Regions from separate parts of the Mus musculus genome. Here region 1 is linked to region 2. A link is a contact called in ENCODE Hi-C or POLR2A ChIA-PET data. All regions are on one chromosome and are shown on one strand. Each heading gives the region's core, a stretch centred on a gene start or an enhancer-like site at or near the end of the contact. The rest is flanking DNA. Distances are from core to core; before and after follow the strand shown. Region 1 overlaps Crim1 (cysteine rich transmembrane BMP regulator 1 (chordin like)). Region 2 overlaps Crim1 (cysteine rich transmembrane BMP regulator 1 (chordin like)).

What was found. Hi-C counts contacts between places; a loop is a spot of excess contacts on that map. ChIA-PET counts read pairs that join two places held with the same protein, here RNA polymerase II (POLR2A).
Region 1: a map of heart shows a loop between it and region 2 (1.9-fold over the local background). The contact joins two enhancer-like sites. A Hi-C loop is called at or near these places in 2 of 37 maps with a recorded cell type or tissue (both heart). POLR2A ChIA-PET finds 5 or more read pairs at or near these places in 1 of 5 experiments (Patski).

The regions. Positions count from the first base shown.
Region 1 is chr17:78,283,879-78,290,122 of GRCm38, reverse strand. All of the region lies in intron 4 of Crim1 (cysteine rich transmembrane BMP regulator 1 (chordin like)), which reads right to left. Gm41620 (a long non-coding RNA gene) reads right to left here. Exons shown (of 2, transcript XR_876966.1): 2 at 1,761-6,244. Among named protein-coding and RNA genes, the nearest start is that of Gm41620, 5.6 kb to the right of the region's middle. Within about 2 kb of position 2,041, at least 1 of the 3 ENCODE cell types and tissues checked has a DNase peak (open chromatin) inside an H3K27ac peak, as active enhancers do.
Region 2 is chr17:78,249,919-78,256,244 of GRCm38, reverse strand. The region is part of intron 2 of Crim1 (cysteine rich transmembrane BMP regulator 1 (chordin like)); the gene reads right to left. Among named protein-coding and RNA genes, the nearest start is that of Gm41620, 28 kb to the left of the region's middle. Within about 2 kb of position 1,867, at least 1 of the 3 ENCODE cell types and tissues checked has a DNase peak (open chromatin) inside an H3K27ac peak, as active enhancers do.

The DNA of each region.
Region 1 (6,244 bases), core at 792-3,291, 34 kb before region 2:
ACAGTAGGCACCCTCCACCATTTTCCACGTGTGTATCTTTTTGAGTCCTCTGGTTTCTGTCTTGTTGTAAAGGTAGCACACACCTGGACAGGTTATTTGCTTTATGTCTTTCTGTAATCTAGGTTTTGTTTTTGTTTTGTTTTGTTTTACTTGGTGGAAAACAAGTCTGTAATTGGGCGTTTCTCTTGAAGGAGGGTTACTGATGATAACCCTATCAGATGACCCTCTGGAAGTCCAGAGCTTTCTTGCACCCATTGCTGGCGATACTTAGAAATTGTGGCAGCCTTTTATTTTGGCAAGAGTTATACCCCACAGTGAGCCCAGTGTTCTCTGTCTTCCCTCTGTGAGTCTTGATTGAACTTTTAACAGATTTGAGCACCCCACCACACACACACACACACACACACACACACACACACACACACAGTCGGTACACCTTATTTTCACTCACTGCAGATTAATTTTTTATTAACGTACATGCTTCTCAAGGGAAGGAGAGCCCTGCCAAGGATTTCACTCTGCTGGCTTCATGTGGGATGAGTCCATTGCAGGCTGCAAATTCTGGAACTCCAGAATGTCCCTCTCCCAAATGTCTGTATCAACCCCCCCCCCCCCAAGTACAGCGTGCTAGCGATCTGCTAGAATCCTATTATTGTCACACAACAGAGCACTAGCAAAATAGAGGGTTTTTTTCCCCCACACAAATGCAAAGAAATTGGGAGTGCAGAGTGGGGCCACCCTAGATTTCGGAACTGAAGCATCTGAGGGCAAATACCTAGATCTGGTCTTCAGGAGAAACTCTATGTGACCTTTACTCTGGCCATGACGGTGCATGTAGATTATGTCTTTGCCTTCGTGGGACTTCCCTTCCTGAAGGTTGGAGCTGATCTGACAGAACAGGATGTGATTTGGAAACTATCTTGGCTATCAGAGTCAGTGTTTTAGAGGAGAAAAGTAAAACTGAGACTCACAGGGAAGAAAGGTAACAAAATATAAACCTCTCCCAAAAATATAATTGTGTGTGTGTGTGTGTGTGTGTGTGTGTGTGTGTGCATGTGTGCCACTAAGTGTAAAACACAGAGACATTGAGAATACAGAGCTAAATGAAGGGTGAGAGAAGAAAGACAAACAGTGGAAACTTGGGAAAACTTGGGATCTTCACAGAAGGGAAACTGCACCTAGGTCCAGGGGGCACTAAGCATCCATGCACAGCCGTGTCTGGGCTGATGTGGTCCGCCGGGGAGAATGGGAAAGGCTCTGGGGAGCCCCCTGGCCCTCCCCATCCTACACCCACATTCAAGTCCTTCCCACAGCACACATACCAAGGCAGCTGACCGAGGCCGATAGAGAAACCCACATTCCACTGTCTAATAGCAATTGAATAGGGTAAATCCTTATTTGTAGAAGCCGCCTTTGCTCTGGCCAGACAGTCTCTGCTCCTTCCTTCTCCCTCGGACCTATCCAGCCACGTGAACAGGAAACATAGCTAGCAACAATCACGCAGCCATCTACCAAACACTATCATCGACTTCACCTGCTTACCGCCCACTCTTCATAATCCAAGCGCGTAAGGCTTCGATAGCCACTTTAGCAGTCTGAGTGCCTCATTTGGCCCTTTCTAAGAAGATGAAATGATTACAACAGCAGCCATCTTTCTTCCAGGACTTCCCTAGTGCCTTCTTCTCCCTTTCCTGTCGCCGGGTGGCTCTGTCTATTGCTCCATTATCTTCACGAATCCTGGAATTCCTAGGTTTCCCTTCTGTTTTGTTTTGTTTTGTTCTCCTAAGAAGTTCCTAACACGAATGTCTGGGGTTTCGTCCAATTGAGAAGATTCGGACAAGTCGAGGAACCCAGAGGTGAAAGCGACTTCTCAGATCATGCAACCCTTTCCTGCCTTTCTTCCTGGCTCAGAGCAAGAATCCGCTCCTTTCAGGCAGAGGCAGGCCTTGACTCTAGTGCCCCAGTTCATGTGACACAGCGAATATACGCCATCTACCAAATGCACTGTGCCCAGGCACACATCTGCTCACAGATGACAATCACAGAGGGAAGGTCTGGTCTCCTGAGTGGCTGCACTGGGGACACTATGGCGGTTGACAGTGACTTGGCTCACAGGGGACAAACCAGCCGGGTGGTTCATGCTCAGCCAGGCAGGCTCTGTTGCTGTTCTAGGCAGGGAGCTTGGTGTCCCACACACTGTGCCTGTGAGGAGGGAGCACGGGGTCGAACTTGCTAACTGGATTGAGCTGCAAGATTCAGCTTCTTTCCCTCAACTTTTCTTGGACCCTTCACGTGGTAAACATACGCTAAGAACTTTTTCTTGGCGAAGCAAGGAGCCACACATTAACATTTTCACTCAGGTAATCTAAAGATTTTTTTTTTAATTATCTTAGAGCTGGGAAAAAATAATGAACTTAAAAAATTTTGAGTTAAAAATTAAAAAACAAGATTTTTGATGTAGTGTCTCAAAAAACACGAGGTATAAATGCTCTGGGTTTTGGTTCTGGAAGGGAGTCAGGCCCTTTGGTCAAGAGAGAGGCAGGAGCCAAAAGGGAGCTTGGGAACCCGGCATCCACAGCATACACAACCCAGAACAAAGTCTATTTTAAGCTTCTGGGTATCATAAACAATGACTTAATTTATTTCAAACTCAAAATAACTGGCTTGCATTTTTTCTTCAATAACTTTTAAGGAAGACATTATTTATAGGTAGAAATTGATAACATAATGTTTCAGAACTTAAGAGTTTAAGACAACTCTCATTAAATTTAGAATGAATGACTACCCATACTATATAGTAAATGAATTCGTCAGTAACATTCAAAAAATACCAAAAGGCATGGAATGCTCTCCATAATTAGGCTGACTTCCAGTGACGTGTAGTGGTATCGCTGCCTCCAAATTTTAACAGTTTGCTGTCTGCCCCGTGAGTCTGTATCTTCAAACCTGGTGATTAATGACAGAGGCAAAGTGGAAACTTTACAAAAATGAGGTGTCCACGCTCAAGACGGCTTTAGAGTAGGGAAAGCAAGCAAGGAAAGAAACAAGAATAGTGGCGTGGCTGCTAGCCTAACAGACAGCCCAGCTAAGCTCTGCGTTAGGCTTGGTGACAGGCTTGGTGACAGGAGAGCATGGACTCACAGCTGTGCACCTCAGATGACTGCCACCCTCCAGATTCGCCTGGTAGATCCATTTCTCCCACACAGGGTGACCAGTGACTGGATTTCTATGCTCCATCCTTTACAGATAGCTTTTAGTTTTAAAATCTGACCTAGTCTCATGAATAAGATGTTCTGCGCGCCCCCTGCCCCCTTTCCCAACTCCAATGACAATCCGTTGTGTGGAGCAGAGAAAAACCCAGTATTTCTTAAGGAGAGAAGGTCTGAGTTATAGTCACCTAAATGATGCTTAAAGCTGAGGTGGTGCCCAGACAGACACCTTGCCATGTGCCTGCACTGAGACCTTCGGCTGGGAAGGGAAGAGGGCTGAGTACACGGGGAGAAGAACTACAAAGCCTGCCTGAGTTCCAGAAGACACAGATTCCCAGGGCCAGAAGAACACCAAGTGTTTGGAACAGGGTCACTCATCTGCGGGAACTTTCTTCAACCAGGACATCGGCTCTGAAGGGCACCTCTTTGTTAAATGCATACCGCGGTGGATTCAAATGGTCAGGAATTTCCTGAGGCGTCTTCCTTTGTAAGGTAGCACGCACTCCACTACTTTTCAGATACGGGATTATTCTGTGACTTGCCTCAACCATACATCATGGCAGAGACGTGGTCTAGAGGCACTCACTATAACACTTCTTCCTTCTGGCACATTCGGGTAAGTTTAGGATGGAAGACCATACACGATTTTCGCCTTCGAGCCATCCCAGCTGTTCTGAGACACAAATGGCATCTGGCCCAAATGGCCTCAGAGAACGGCCTGCCCAGCACCCCAAACAGTGAGACTTAGGGAGCCTCCTTGCTTTTGTCCTGCTCTTGGGGCTGGCTCGTTACACAGGAGAACCCAGGGATGACGAGAATCCTGAGCTGAAGGCAGACCTGTTCTACCCCTCATGCCGCCGAATGGCTGTGATTTGACTTAGCCGCACATTCTCTCGGCTTGCATTTTGCTGGAGGAATGGCGGAATGAGGAAGGTTTGTAATTAGCAAGGTATGTGACATAGTTAAGCTGTATTTATCACTGCTGTCCCCATGCTGATTAAGGACAGCCTTCCCATCTCCACAAAGACAGCATTTGCGTCCATTCACAAGACATGGCAGGTGTCTATTGCTGCAAATCCCCTATGCATGACAGTGTGTGTACATGCACAGGTATCATGAACGCACTCTCAGACATTATAAACACAGAGGTCACAACCTGTTAGGGCATCCCACTTCTCCTTCCGTTACTGTGCAGTGGTGCTTAAAGCCCCTGGTTGCTAATTTCTTATCTTTTTTCTTTCTTCTCTTGGAACGTAGGATGAGTTGCCTTAGCCAACATCACATACGGGTACCAAGAGGAAGGGACTGAGTAACATTTAGCATGCCTGCAACTCTGCACCAGGTTGCCAAGGAGTGATGGTTCTCAACAATTCATTCTTTCACAGGGAAGAGCGAGAGATACTCATCACCTTCACGAGTCACTCAGAACAGAAACAAAGAGCCCAAAATGGACTTTGGACCATGAAGAAAAAACAGAGATGCTGCAAGAAAAGAAAAGAATAACCCACATTTACAGAGGCCGGGGTGGGAAGGGAAATCACAACTCATCAGGGCAGAAGCAAAAAGCACGATCCAGGCCTGCTATGAACAGCTAGAGAGGGGAATCGAGCCCTGGTCTGATGCATGAACGACTGTAAATGGGTGGGGTGGAGTGTCAGCACACAGCTTAGGAGGAAACTCACAAGCCGAGCCAGGGCTCCCAGAAATAGGTACTCAGGAGCCTGGGTAGCTCAGACAGTACTGCTAGGAACAGGAGGAATTTACCCTTCAACATGGAGAGTCCCAACCAAACCCCTTTCGAAAGTATAATCGTATAGCAAACCCATGAATTCAAAGTGAATGCTCTTGGTGAGAAGTAAGTTTCAACAGCTGGACTTTCAGATATTTAACTCTCCTTGGTCTTAAAGGGCTCTCCCTCCTGAATTCTCTCACAATTAGATTTGCTCCAACTTCTTGGCAATGGTCTTTACAAGCCAGGGGAGCAAGTCCAATGCCTTATATATTAAGATTGTATACATGATTTTACATGGGGTATGCTGGTTTCCACTGTGCCACAAACTTGGTTTTCCTCATAAGAATAAAGGTATACAGTTTTTCTTAGAATGTTGTTACTATAGATCAGGCAGTTTTCTTTTTATTTCTGTTTTTATATGTTTGCTTGGGCTTTCATTTTCTTATCACAGTATGACTTATAAACTTCTTTCCTAAGAGAGACCCACTTCATATGTTAAGCTAAACACAACAGGGTCAAGCCCCAGCCTGATCATACAGATTCTGCATTTAGCAATGGTAATGCATACACAGGGGTGGGGTAGGGGAAGCTGACAAAATCGCTGACCTCTAAGAATATCCTTCAGCTGGTGAAGTTGTGTGTGTGTGCAACCATTAAATAATAGTGTAAGGAAATGTGTGATTAATTGACAGCACTGGACGGGCTACATCTGAATTCCCAGGATGTAGGAGGAGGTATTAGTACAAGAAGCCCGTGCGAATAAAATGGAATTTAATTGGAATCCTGCAGGATGAGTGATACCAGAAAAGGTGGAGTGGAGAGATAAAGGTGACTCCCACTGTGCTGAGGAGTGCGGGGCTAGGGGAGGCCAAGTTTGTACAGTACTGAGGCTGAGGCAGACGAGAACATAAAGAAGGGGTCTGGGAGAGCCTGCAAGGCTTTTTTAAAGTGAGACACACAGCACTCATGGGCTTCATTCATTCATTTATTCACTCATTCAGTCATTCTTTCATCCATTTCTAAATACAGGTTGGCCCTGTTGCATCTGTATACTAGAGGTTACAAGTACCCACATTTTGTGAAGCACACGGAACAGTGGGGACAAAATTAAAAAACCTAATGATGTCAATGTATTATGAACAGCGTTATGATAAGTAGATAAATGAAGAATTGCAGGGGAGCAGAAAGGTACACTTGAGACATCTGTAGGGGCTGAAGATGAAAGACACTTTAAAAGGAAGGAAATGGGATCATCAGAGAGGGTGGGCAGATGCAGCCCAGGTAACTGGGGATGGTGTGGGTG
Region 2 (6,326 bases), core at 618-3,117:
TTGCTAAATTGGGACAATAATTAAAGCAGATGAGGAAGGGGATGAAAGTAACCACAGAAGAAGAGAAAAGCTAGAAAATGGAATGATAGGGCTTGGGTCTAAAGCAGTGGGGATACTAAAGCCAAAGCCACCTCCTCATTTTAGTTAAGGAAGACATGGCTCCTTGAAGTTGAGCGATCAGCCTTCCATTAATCCAGGGAGATCTCAGGCCCGAGACCTAAGGAGAACAGAGCTAGGCATGCCTCTGTACTCTGGCTCCTATAGAGTCCAAAGGTATAGAGATCTGTAGCTGTGATTGCCTGCTGACAGAAGGCGGCTTTACCTCATGTCTGGCTTAGCAGGTGTACCCCACCTTCACACTGCACAACAGTCAAGAGAGGCATGCAGGGCATGACAGAACAAGAGCATGCATACCAACAACAGAGAAAGCCGGGAAGAGGGAGTGTGGGCCCGCGGATCCTCTTCTGCACGCAGTCCTTGGTCTGTGGGCATGCGCACAGCCAACATTTACAAACAAGACGACACTCTTCCTGGGTATCTCTCTCTCCTTCCAGGGAACAATTTCTCCTCACACCTGATCCCTTCACTACAGACTTTTTCAAAACACTTAAAGCTTGCTCCTCTCATGGCTGTTCTTAAATTCTGGAGAGCTGCTCTCTGTGACCCCCATTTCCCCAGGGCTTTCCTCTAGAGACTATCACTGTCTCCATGTTCTTTCTGGATGGTGCTCTGTCCTATGCCATTTTTTTTTTAAGATTTATTTATTTTAGGTATGTGAATATACTGTCACTCTCTTCAGACAAACCAGAAGAGGGCATCGGATCCCATTACAGATGGTTGTGAGCCACCATGTGGTTGCTGGGAATTGAACTCAGGACCTCTGGAAGAGCAGTCAGTGCTCTTAACTGCTGAGCCATCTCTCCAGCCCCTATGCTATCTTTAAAATCCTGTCCTCCTTAGAGTCAAGTAAACTGCTACCTTCTCTGAGAGCCAAGGCTATCTTCCATCTCCTCAGTCAGACTGAGACTCCTTCCTTAGCACTCTTGTGGGCTTTTTGAAACTAACACAATGCTAATTTCATTCCACTGACCTAGTCTAGCTAATGGCTCCAAAGCCTCCTCAAGAATGCTGGGCGTACCTCAAATTGGAGTCCTGTCTTTTACTGCTGAATCTTTTGCTACACTAAAATTCTTTGGTTAAGGCTTTACCTATCACTGACTTCCTGTAGATCTAGGTATTGTTTTAAGGGCCTCACAGATGCAGTAGCAGTAGACAGTCCTTCAGCATGGAGACACCTACAAGACTCCCAGACACTGAGATAAGAGACCTCTGAAATCAATGCAATCAGGGGAAACTTACCAGAAGATAGGGATGAACCATCTCTTATGATAATATTTTTTATCTTCAGGCCATCAGTGCTGCCACAAACTCTACACTGTTAAACTGAGCAATGTTTTAAGTTGGCAATAATAATAATAATAATAATAATAATAATAATAATAAATAGTGGGTTATTATTGCTGGAAAGAGGCCAATAGGCTGTTTCTGTGTACAGGGGCGAGGAAAGTTGAAGAGAAGCCCGGCAGAGGCAAATAGAAGAGAGTGGTATAGTGGGAGAGGTGGGGAAGTGGAACAGATATCAAGAGGAGCTTAGAGCAAGCCAACCTCTAAAGACACAGAAGTGAAAGTGACCTGGATAAAAGTCAGAATGCAGGAAGGAAAGAGCCCCACTGCACAGCCCACACAGGCTCCCAAGAGCAGCAAGCGCCACCGCTGAGGGGCTCCACTGGGAGGTTACCATGGTTACCAGGTGATACAGCTGCACCGTTCGGGATGCTCCTTCCTCCCAGCTCCTGTCCATCATCTTCCGCACTTGGTGGCGGTGGCGGAGCGTCCCAAGTCCAGCCCTGGCTGTGTCTGCAGCTGCTCAGCTGGTCATGTCTGCAGCCAGGACACCCTGGGCTTGAGAAGGAGGCTTTTTGACCACAGAACAGATTCCCCCATTAATCAGGAATGCTCAGGGGAGGGAGAATCTGAGCCAGTTTGCTACTGTCTGGATATGGCTAATAATTTCTCTCTTAAGTTTCTAGAGGAATTCATGCCAGGGTTTCTTTCAACTACAAACAGCAGATATTATTTTCCTTCTGTATCTTAAAAAAAGCTGGCAGTAGCGATATGAAAAAAAAAATTACCAGAGCCAAAATGTTGAGCTTAAATAAAACAAAGGCACAAGTAAACCCAAATACAGAGGAAGGAAGGAAAGAAGGAAGGAAGGAAGGAAGGAAGGAGGGAGGGAGGGAGGGAGGGAGGGAGGGAGAGAAAGAGAAAGAGAAAGAGAAAGAGAAAGAGAAAGAGAAAGAGAAAGAGAAAGAGAAAGAGAAAGAGAAAGAGAAAGAGAAAGAGAAAGAAAGAGAAGACCTGCTATGCCTTTTCTTTTCAGGATACAAATACAAAGTTACTAATGGTAGTTAGTGCCTCATTTCCTATCAACAGGGACTCTCCAGCCACAATGTTTCTGCTCAAGGGTGCTTAGCACTCACAAAACCTTGCCTTCTTCTAGACAGCAAATGAATTTTAAGCTTTAGAATGCTCACTGCCATCTATGTACAGCACGTCCTTAGTGTTCGTGATTGGGACAACCTTGCATTCCCTGTGCTGCACGTTATCTTTCTCCTAATCCTCCGTGATGGCTATAACCTAAGGTCTGATTCAGATTTTCATGTCATCGTGACTTCTCTTTCCTAACTTGGTTTCGATCTCCCCAACCCTGACTCATTGTTAGTAATTTTTCTACCTGCAAGGCACCGGCCTCAGCTTCCAGGGTGACAGCAAGGAGAATAAAGTGTAACGGGGGATGTCGAGGAGCCTGAACACAGAACCAAGTTCCAGCACACTCAAGGGTGTACTCTCAGCTAGGGACTGGAGGGCCGGGATGGAGAGGCTCTGCGTGGTGTGGAATATGCATGAGCTACAACACAAATCAACTTGTATCTGCCTCAGCGGGCCCTGGTTCTCCAGGGATTCCAACACTCACATAATCATGCCTGAAACAGTAGATGCTCCTGGGAGAAAACTTAAAGATTTTGTGAATAATTTTAGAGAGAAGCCAAGCAAATTGGGATATGAATTTTGCTGATGTCCCTAGGGAAGAATAACAATCATTCTTCAAAGATCGGGGGGGGGGGGGGTACCTGGGTTCCCTTACCTTCCAAACACCATCCACACAGGAAGAAAGGGTTGCAAAAACTTCTCTACCTTGATACAGTTCAGCAGATTCCAAAGGCTCACTTTAACCCTCCATCCCTCCTCATATGGGAAAGGGTACCCACGACTCAAGGTAGAAAGCTGGTGATCATTTCCAAATCCATCTCCTAACCTGACCCCCAGGACTCCAGCAGAGTATTTCCAGGACACAAGGATCCACACCCTTCTCTCTGCCTCTTCCATCAACACCCTGGTCTGGCCACCAGGATTCTCCTTCAGTGTTGAAAAGAATTCCCCCAATAATCCTGCAGCCCCCAGGGAAAATCAGCTTTTTTTCAGAGTGGCCAGAGTTGATTTCATAAATAGCACTTCCTTCTATCACAGCTGAAGCTTAAAGCACTGTTACAGATTCCTAGTGCATTGTGGGTAAAAATCAAAAGTTATTACTTTACAGTCTGTGTGACGGAGTTCTTTCCTAACCTCTCCTGCCACCCAATTCTTGTGACTCCCATGTTAGGCGATTTTCTCCCACAGTAAGATCACTTACAGGTGTCTCTCCGGGCTTGTTATTTATTTATTGTTTAGTATAATTGCTGCTATGATTAATTTTTAACTTTGGCTTTGTTTTGCTTTATTGAGAAAGGATCTCGCTATTACAGTCTTAGTTGGCCTGAATCTTGCGATTTGAACCAGGCTAGCCTCAAACTCATAGAAATCCACTGGCCTTCCAAGCTCTGGAATTAAAGATGTGCACCACTGCGCCTGGCACAGATTTTCGTTTGTATGTTTTGTTTTATAAGATTTACGTTTGAGGATATGTATATGTTTATGTAGATTTATATGATGTATATGTATATGTATATGTATATGTATATGTATATGTATATGTATATGTATATGTGTGGGCATGTGCACAGGTATCTGAGACCCTTGGATCTGGAGTCAGGTAGTTGTGAGCTACTCAATGTGGGTGCCTGGAGGACCTCTGACAAGAGCAGAAGTATTCCTCATGGCAGAGCTGTCTCTCTCCATCCCCTCCTCTAGGCTCGTGGGCCAGGTAACACCTTTCTCCCTTTAGTCCAACTCACAAAGCCATCTCTGCAGATACAGCTTTCTCTGAGTATCCTGTCTCCGTCTCAGAACCCTGGGAATCAGCTCCCACTCTATGATTCTGCTCATGCTCCATGCAACCACAGGACTGGGAGGGACACTGCCTTGCCCACCTTGTTCATCTTGAGCTGTGTGGCACACAGCAAGTCTGCAACAGGTATCAGTGAGTGAGTGAGTGAGTGAGTGAGTGAGTGAGTGAGTGAATGAACACACTGGGGAATGAATGAATGAATGAATGAATGAAGAGCAGATGAATGAAAAAATGAACACACTGGGGACTATGACTTCAGACAAAAGCTTTTCTGAGTCAGTTACCTTTGGAAAACAACTTTCAAGGGCTACTTTTCAGAATCTTGCTCGTAAGCATCCATGCACACGTTACTTCCCCTAAGTCCTCTATGTCAGCACATCACAAACCAATGAAACACTACGGACATGGAAAGCATGAAAATGCTCTACCAAAGGAAGGTCCCACAAAAGCCATCTAGGTCAGAGATGCCGTGTTACGCTATTCAACGTCGAAGAAAACATCACACACACACACAAATCCCCAAGGTGCGAAGCTGGGAATTCAGGATAATGCACACATACTTCCAATTATTTGTTTTGAATTTTTTACTAATGGAAAGAGAATCGGGTCTCACTGGTCTATCTCAAAGGCTTAAGTGACCTTTTACTAAGGATAAAGGACAGACTGGCTGAAATTCTAAGGGAGCTGAAAGGAAACACTGCCTGTCTGAATACACACACTTTACAAGGACTTCAATGGAAACCAACTTATTTTCTCAACTACAGAAAAAAAAAAAGAGCCCTTGAAGAAATAATCTTCAAACAGCTGGAAATCCAAGGGAGTATCCAAAAACCACATGAAATGGAATAACCCGGTCACACCTGACAAAGATTCAACAGGTCCAAACATAAGACAGCATTCACCCTATCCCGCACTGGCTCCACGTAGGTGTATTTAGACACACACACCTAGGTATCTAATTTTGTCTGAAGTTTGGGTTTGTGTGGGCTCCTGTTGGTTGGTTTTTCGGTTCTAGACTTCCTTGAAACAGCAAAGCCATTCAATCAGGCCCTGCCACCCAGCACTGGGCAGGGACGTTGCTTTTGGCCCCGTGACTGCCCTGTCCTTTCCAACTTGTTTGAAAAACCTGTGTTGACTGTACTGTGTGGAAAAAAAAATGAAAAGGAAAGAAAAGCCCTGCTGTTGTAATGGTGCCAAAAGGATACAGAAACAAACGCAGATGCTAGAATTTAAGGCATTTCCTCTGCTCTGGGACTATGTCCGTTAACTGAAGGTCAAAAGCACATTAAAGGGCCCCGGGATCTTAAAGCCTTGGGTAGATTTTTTTTTTTTTTTTTGGTCATCCTCTCTTTTTATTAGGTATGCTGGCGACACACATTTAACTGACATTTAACACACTAGAGTTTATTCAGCAGCATATACGGAAAATCCGAACATTACTTCCAAGCTCAGCTTATTTAAAATCCTAGTGCTTTTTTTCTTAACTGATAGTCCAAGTCCCTTTAAAGTGCCAGTGGGCGAAGGAAGTCATTCTTGTGCCCAATTCACATTTACTGCCTCCTTATGCTGCAGTGTGTCTACGCATTGTGATTTCTAACACTTTGGGAACATTCTCTCACTTTTTTTTTATTTTTATCATGCATCAGATGATAGTAAATAACACACGCTGTATCCACTGTCTTGCTCTTTGTAGCAAATCAGCCATGATCATAAACAAATGGTCATGGAGGGAGCGAGTCACGCCATTTGCTGCTATGAGTTGTAATGGATTTTTCGGAAACAAATCTGAAACAGAAGGAACTTTGGAGGAGAGGAGTGGCCAAAAAAAAATAATAATAAAAGAAATCTTGCTGGGCTTGTTACTGGAGAACTGACAGTAAAAAGCATGAAGCATCGAAGTCCCCTCGGGATTTTGTATACAGCTCTAACATGCAGTGAAGACTTCAGTGCCATAAAATTCAGCAAAATCCTCCCACCACAA